2 separate regions of the Homo sapiens genome follow, and region 2 is linked to region 1. A link is a contact called in ENCODE Hi-C or POLR2A ChIA-PET data. All regions are on one chromosome and are shown on one strand. Each heading gives the region's core, a stretch centred on a gene start or an enhancer-like site at or near the end of the contact. The rest is flanking DNA. Distances are from core to core; before and after follow the strand shown.

Region 1 (3,455 bases), core at 323-2,822:
CAAGGATCTAGAACTAGAAATACCATTTGACCCAGCCATCCCATTACTGGGTATATACCCAAAGGATTATAAATCATGCTACTATAAAGACACACGCACCCATATGTTTATTGCGGCACTATTCACAATAGCAAAGACTTGGAACCAACCCAAATGTCCATCAATGATAGACTGGATTAAGAAAATGTGGCACATATACACCATGGAATACTATGCAGCCATAAAAAGGATGAGTTCATGTCCTTTGTAGGGACATGGACGAAGCTGGAAACCATCATTCTCAGCAAACTATCGCAAGGACAAAAAACCAAACACCACATGTTCTCACTCATAGGTGGGAATTGAACAATGAGAACACTTGAATACAGGGTGGGGAACATCACACACTGGGGCCTGTCATGGAGTGGGGGGCAGGGGGAAGGGATAGCATTAGAAGATATATCTAATGTAAATGATGAGTTAATGGGTGCAGCACACCAACATGGCACATGTATACATATGTAACAAACCTGCACGTTGTGCACAGGTACCCCAGAGCTTAAAGTATAATTAAAAAAAAAAGAAAGTACTCAATGATTCACCATTGTTTATGATGTTAACTGTAGTGTTAACAGGTTGAGAAAGTTAATCAGGTTGATAAAGTCCCCTTCTGTTTCTATTTTACTGAGACTTTTCATAATAAATAGTGGTTGAATTTTGTTAATACTTTTTCTGTATTTTTTGTAATGATCATATTATTTTTCTCTTTGCTAACAATGTGGGTAACATTGAATTGACTTTCTGTGTAAATCAACCTTGCATCTCTGGAAAAAACTCCAATTGATCATGATGTGTTATCCTTTTTATACATTGCTGTATTCAATTTGGTAATATATTTATTTTTTGTATCTATTTCATGAGGGATATCAGTATGTAATTGTTTTTTCTTGTCATATCTTTGTTAAAAAAAGTTTTTAAAAATAAAAAAGTGCAAAAAAATGACAAATTGTAGTGATTCTTGTGTTTTGTTGTATTTGTGGTATGTGTGTGGTTGGTTGGTTGATTGGTTGTTTTTGCCTTCAAAAGCTTTGTACACTTTCAAAATGACTCAAGGGGTAGCTATTCTGCAAGCTACCATTTATTAACCAGAAATGCAAAGTTAGAGAAAATATGTTTTTTAAACGACAGAATGGTTGTTATAAAAGGGTAAAGAGTGCAGTTGGGACCACATGTCTGGATTCAAGTCCATTAGTAAGGGCTTTGAGGTATGGCCATCTACCTGCCATCTCCTGCCCTACACAGGAAAGAAACCTGGAAGAAATCCTAAGCACAGAAGTTTTTGAGATAGTTCACTTTTTCTACATGAACTGAGATTTTTAAAAATATACAGTATCCATTCCATTGGGACATTCAGCATCTTGAGGAATAAAACAAAACAAAAAGGAAATAAACATGTAAGCAATAGTACTCCCTAAAATATTTGTCTTGCTCTTTTGAAGGTTATCTCAGAACAAAGGGCCTGGCTGTTATGATACACGCAAATAAAAAGACTCGAGTCATAAAGTTGAGAGCCTTAGAGGGCACGTGCTTACTGCACTGGGCATTGCTGGGCTTCATGCCATCAGGGACTGATAAGAGACTCAGTGACAAATTGAATGAAAACGTGAAGTATTTGCTGGGTTAGCCTACCTTTGCAATAAACATAACCAAAAGATTGGACTATGTCTTAAGTATATTACTAAGGGTGTTTCTAATTTTGACTACCTTTTAAAAATATTTTCATATGAAACATTTCAAATAGGATGCAAGAGTAAAGAAAAGGGTATGATGAACCCCCAGTATGGTATTGTGAACCCTAATGTACCCACCATCCAGCTCCAACAATTGGCAACCCTTGGGCAATCTTGCTCCATCTATTCTGCTAACTACTTCCCTGCTTCTGGATTATTTTGAAGCAAATCTCATTTCATTACATCACTTCAACCATCAATACTTCAGAATATCTCTTTAAAAGATTAGAATTCTATTCTTATACCTAGCTGCAATACTATTATGCTACCTAAAAACATTTATAGTAATTTCTTGATGTCATTAAATATTCAACTCCAACTACTTTTTGCATAATTATATACAAGTTAATTGTATAAAAGCTGACATATTCACATGAAAATGACAGCTGCCAAAGGCAGAGGCCCAAAATCCCTGAATGTTCTTAGTTAGATTTAAATTATTGATAGAAAAGAATGTCTTGCCTAGGCTTCAAGAACAAAAGTCTATTTCAGTAAAGAAAGCAATTCACTTTTAGGAGCATTTACTTTCCCCAGTGTACTTAAACAGTACATTTAATCCATCCACTTAACTAAAAATGATGGAGTGCCTGCACATGGAAAATTGAAAGCATTTTATTTTTAGGCTCAAGTTGTAGAACTCTATACATGACCAAGAAAACATCATAGAAATCTAATGAAGCCAGCTTGACTAAGCCAGCAGTTGGTTAATTTTTTGGTTTAATACAGAAAAACTGTCTTGAGTTTTTCACTGGTAGGTTAGAAAAATCAAGAATATAGACTATTGGAGCCCCAAATACTGAATTCTGGGACTGCTTCCATGGTATATTGACAATCCAGATGGTGTGTATGTATGTGTGTATTTAGTCTACTCAATTTTTATCACATGTATAGGTTCATATATTTACCGCCACAGTCAAGATATAGAACAGTTTCAATACAGGGATCCCTCACACTACCCTTTTATAGCTACAGTGGGTTTTTTTTAAAGGTATGATTCAGGAACCACCTGCATCAGAATCATCTGCAAGTGGGGGCCAGGTATTGCTTAAACAGGGCCTCACTCAACAACAGCTGAGTCATGAGTCAGAGATGCCAAAGACTGGATCTGGAAATCTGCATTTTAACAAGATACCAAAGAAATTTTTATTTATACAGTACTAAGTTTTGAGAACCTTTGTCTTATTTCAGCATTCTGTCTAGAGTGTATATTTTACTTAAAACTAGGCCTGAAGATATCCAGAACTTTTAAATTAAGGTACAATTAGAATTGTTGCATCTAAATATAATGAATCTAGTCCAAGCTCAAATGGAAAGGCTATTTTGGAATTAGAGGAGAAAAGCAATGTGTATAGTGTAGAGAAAAGCCATGTGTATAGCTGCATATAGAGTCAACTAAAATTGCAAAGTTTAGACTGTAAATTCCAAAATAGACAATATCAAACAAACCTCTTTACTAGCTCCTACCTAGGCACTGTGCTAGGTACTTCACAAACACAAGGTATTTCACCTTCATCTTAACTCTGTTGTGGGTCTGAAGGTTCACATTTTACAGATGAAGATACAAAGGCCCAGAGAAAAACTTATCCAACAGATACAGAGCTGGTAAGCAGCTGAGCTTGGGTTCAAATATACTAATAGATATGCCTGACATCAATATTCAACTCCGTGATGCCAAGAATTATATAT
Region 2 (3,455 bases), core at 453-2,952, 120 kb after region 1:
AATTTAAGCCCCTAATGCTAAAAACAGCTAGACAGAAACCATCCAAATCAGATAGGCCTTTCCTGAAACCAGATGAAATATCGAACTAGAAAATATCTGTGTGAGAACAGCCCATGGAACAAAGCTCTTGAATTATTATTCAATAGAGAGGAAGCATGGTAGGGGAGAAAGTTACATGAAAAAATAGTGTTTTCTTGTCTTTGTGCCGGAATTTTTGTGGGTCCCACGCATCACAGAAACTGTAATGTTGATTGCACCCCAAATGTCATAGAAAAATACGTATCAGAAATGCATCTAGGAGCTTCCAAGCTTCTGACAACAATAACGGCAAAAACATCAATTAAGCTTCATCTGTTGCAACAGAAATGCATTGATAAAGAAAAAAGCGAAAGCCCACCTGCATAGAAACTAAACCGCAGCTACTCCTCCAATTCGAAGAAAAATGAGCTGCACTTCAGTCGCCAGTAGAACTAATCCCAGCAAATATAGCTAGTGGGTTTGTGTACTGGGGGAGGGGGACTGCGAGCAGAGCACACCTCATCGCCCTCCCACCAAAACTGGTCCAAAAACGTGAAAGCATCCACGCCGCATGACCTCGCTTAGCTGGAAGAAAGCGGTGACCGCGACGTGCGGCGGGGGCGGGTGGCCCTGTCGCCTCCCCTTCTCAGACCCCCCCCCCCCACGCCCCCAGTCTTTTGCACGGGTCTCTGGCTCCAAGCTCTGGGGCTCGGAGACCTGAGCAGGTTCTTTTCTCTTCCCAGGGTGAAGAACCTCCTAAAGATACTGTAACCGGAGTAACTCCCGCGCTGGCAGCGTCTCAACAGCCCGGAGTGAACGAGCTGACCCCACCAGCGCCGGGACCCACGTCTGGGTCGGCCGCCCCCGCCAGCCCCACCCCCGAGCCTCCCCAGCCTGCGTCCCCAGCGCCCCGCACGCAGTAGGGGCTTTCGGGGCATGTATCCCCTAGGGCTGACTTTCCGCTAAGTGAACAGCCATGTTAGCCTCCTCCGGGCGTAAATCCACCAGGGTGAGCCGGCCAACGGCGGTCAGGAGCGCTCACCAGGTCCCCTCCGCACCTCCCCCCAAGGCTACGACTGTTTCCAAACTCCTGGGCGCACCCAGCCGGGCCCCTTGCCCTCTCACGGTTCAGCACCGAGGACAGCGGACATACTTTTCTCCCCGGGGGGTCCCCGCCGCCAGGAAGGCGGTGTTGACAGCGTCCGCAGGGCTGCAGGTGTCCGTACCGCGCGCCCGCCCGTCCGCATCCCCGCGGCACCCCTGCGCGCCCACCTCCCTTCCCCGCCTCGCGCAGGGCAGCCGCGCGGCGTCTTACTTTTCTGGCTGGAGTAACCTGGATAATAGCCATAGTAGCCGGTGATCCGCAGGATCCGGTCCTCGATAGTGGCCACCCCGTTGGGGGCCGCCTTGACATCCATAGAGAGCGCGGGGCGACGGCCCCGAGTGCGGCGGGGCGGAGAGCGCAGCGCGGGGCCCGGGAGCTGGTGCAGGTGCCGGAGCCGCTGGTGCTGATCTTGCAGCTCCTGCTCCCGCGCCCGGGCTCTGACTCCACCGCCCGGCGCAGCACCGGCTCCGCATCACAGCGGCGGCGGCGGCGGCGGCGGCGGAGCGGCCCCCACTCGGGCCGGCCTCTCCGTCAGCCTGGCAGCTCTCCCGCGCGCCACCCGGAGCACTGCTGCCCGAATAGCGCCCCCTCACCTCCGACGCCCACCGTGGCCGGGGGCGGGTGTGGGCGCCCCACCTGGTCGCCAGCTTTCATCATTAACCCTTGCGCGATCCTTCCCGAAAACTAGACACCCCAACCCCACCTGATGAAAGGGATGTTTGGTCAGTGGGGCGCGAGAGGAGAAGGCGACGGTGGCCAGGGGCTCAGAGAAGGGTGTTGGGAGTGGGAGAAACCCAAGAGGGACTCATAGCTGTTAATGCGAGGCATTAACTCTGTCGCTCGGGGAGAAGACACTTCTGGGGCGCCCCGGGACTCGGTCCACGCTTGGCGTCTACACCACCTCTGGTCTGCTGATATGCAAGCATTCCCCCGCGTTAGTCAGTCCTTGCAACTTGTCTAGAAGACTGGGAATCTTTTTTTATGAAATGACAAGAAAATTAGTTCCCGGCAGGTGGTATATGGAGTGATTATCCAGGTTTTGCAGACGCAAAGACTGTAAGTGTTCAAGCGCTCAAGTCTGACTGTCCATACGGACCCTCCATCCTGCCACTGAAAAATGTCAAAGGCTTAGAAGATTCAGCTGCACACAGCACGTTTATTTTTCCAATTTCAAATGCTCTGAGGAGAAATGATTTTCTCCTTTATTGCCAAAAATATCAGGAGGGAAGTCCTTCAAACTGTAAATATCTGGACGAGTGAAAGTCTTAGCTACAGTCTAGAGCCTTTCCATTAGAGCAGAACATCCTTGAAGCTGTGTGTTCAGAGCGAACACCCTCCCCTCAGGTGTGGGACTCTTCTGCTTTAGCCAGAGACCCAATGGGTTAGGGTCAGTGAGCAGTGGAGACGATTCCTCTGTTCATAGTCTGCAGACACAGCTTCCTGCAAATAATAATAATAATAATAATAATAATAATAATAATAATAATAATTTTCAAAGTTTCATCTCAGAAATGAAAAGGTGGAGGTGGAGGGTTAGTGGAGGGGAGGGTCAGCTCATCAGCTTAGAGGCAATTTAGGTCCACCTTCCGTGCAGAGCTGGCTTAAGACATCCCTGCCAGGTTTCATATTACTAAAGCTTAGGGAGAAGAAAAAAAGAGAAACAAAAGTCGACTTCAATGCCCCTCTCAGAAACCTCCAGAGAACCTATCACACCATCCTGCCTCCAAGCATTTTCCACATTGTGTGTGGGCCCTTAAGAAGGAAGAAATATGCAAATTTTTTTTCTAAAAGGTAAATTAGGTTTAAGCATATGAAAACGCAATATTAAATTTTACAATATGTTTTGGGTTTTCATCCAAACACAAAGCTTAGCACGGGATCTTGAGAGTGGAGTCAATCTGAGATTATTGTGGCTGGAAGGAGAGTTCATAAAGAAACCAATTTCCTCCTACACCTGTTTTCTGGGCTAGGAAAGATGGAAGGGTGGAAAGAGCTAAAAGGTCAAAAGGAACTAAAAGGAAAAACCAACACTAGTGCAGTGATGGGGAGCTAGCCATATAAAGCAAAAATGAAAGCGTTATGCCTTTACACCCCCCCCCACGTGAAATAATATTCAGCACACTTTTGTTAGTTTTATTATTTCTGTGGCAAAATTATATCAAATGCATGTATTGCACATGGTAAAATGTGTTCATCACATATAATTTTAAATGTCACTTTTGTTTGAAGTTTCTATGAAAGATAAATTTTCCAATATTACATATATTATATATTTTGATAATAGCCATCATAATCCATAGCACATTAATATATATATCAGTAAGAGAGAAAT

What was found. Hi-C counts contacts between places; a loop is a spot of excess contacts on that map. ChIA-PET counts read pairs that join two places held with the same protein, here RNA polymerase II (POLR2A). Pooled maps may share reads with other maps.
Region 2: a loop to region 1 is called in a pooled map, with 2.7 times the contacts of the local background. The contact joins the promoter of SLC35F4 here to the enhancer-like site in region 1. A Hi-C loop is called at or near these places in 1 of 168 maps with a recorded cell type or tissue (DLD1) and 1 of 50 pooled maps. POLR2A ChIA-PET finds 5 or more read pairs at or near these places in 1 of 52 experiments (OCI-LY7).

What each region holds. Positions count from the first base shown.
Region 1 is chr14:57,745,684-57,749,138 of GRCh38, forward strand. The region is part of intron 1 of SLC35F4 (solute carrier family 35 member F4); the gene reads right to left. Among named protein-coding and RNA genes, the nearest start is that of SLC35F4, 120 kb to the right of the region's middle. Within about 2 kb of position 1,573, at least 2 of the 41 ENCODE cell types and tissues checked have a DNase peak (open chromatin) inside an H3K27ac peak, as active enhancers do.
Region 2 is chr14:57,864,390-57,867,844 of GRCh38, forward strand. It overlaps SLC35F4 (solute carrier family 35 member F4), which reads right to left and starts at 1,703. Exons shown (of 8, transcript NM_001306087.2): 1 at 1,334-1,703. The coding sequence starts at 1,436.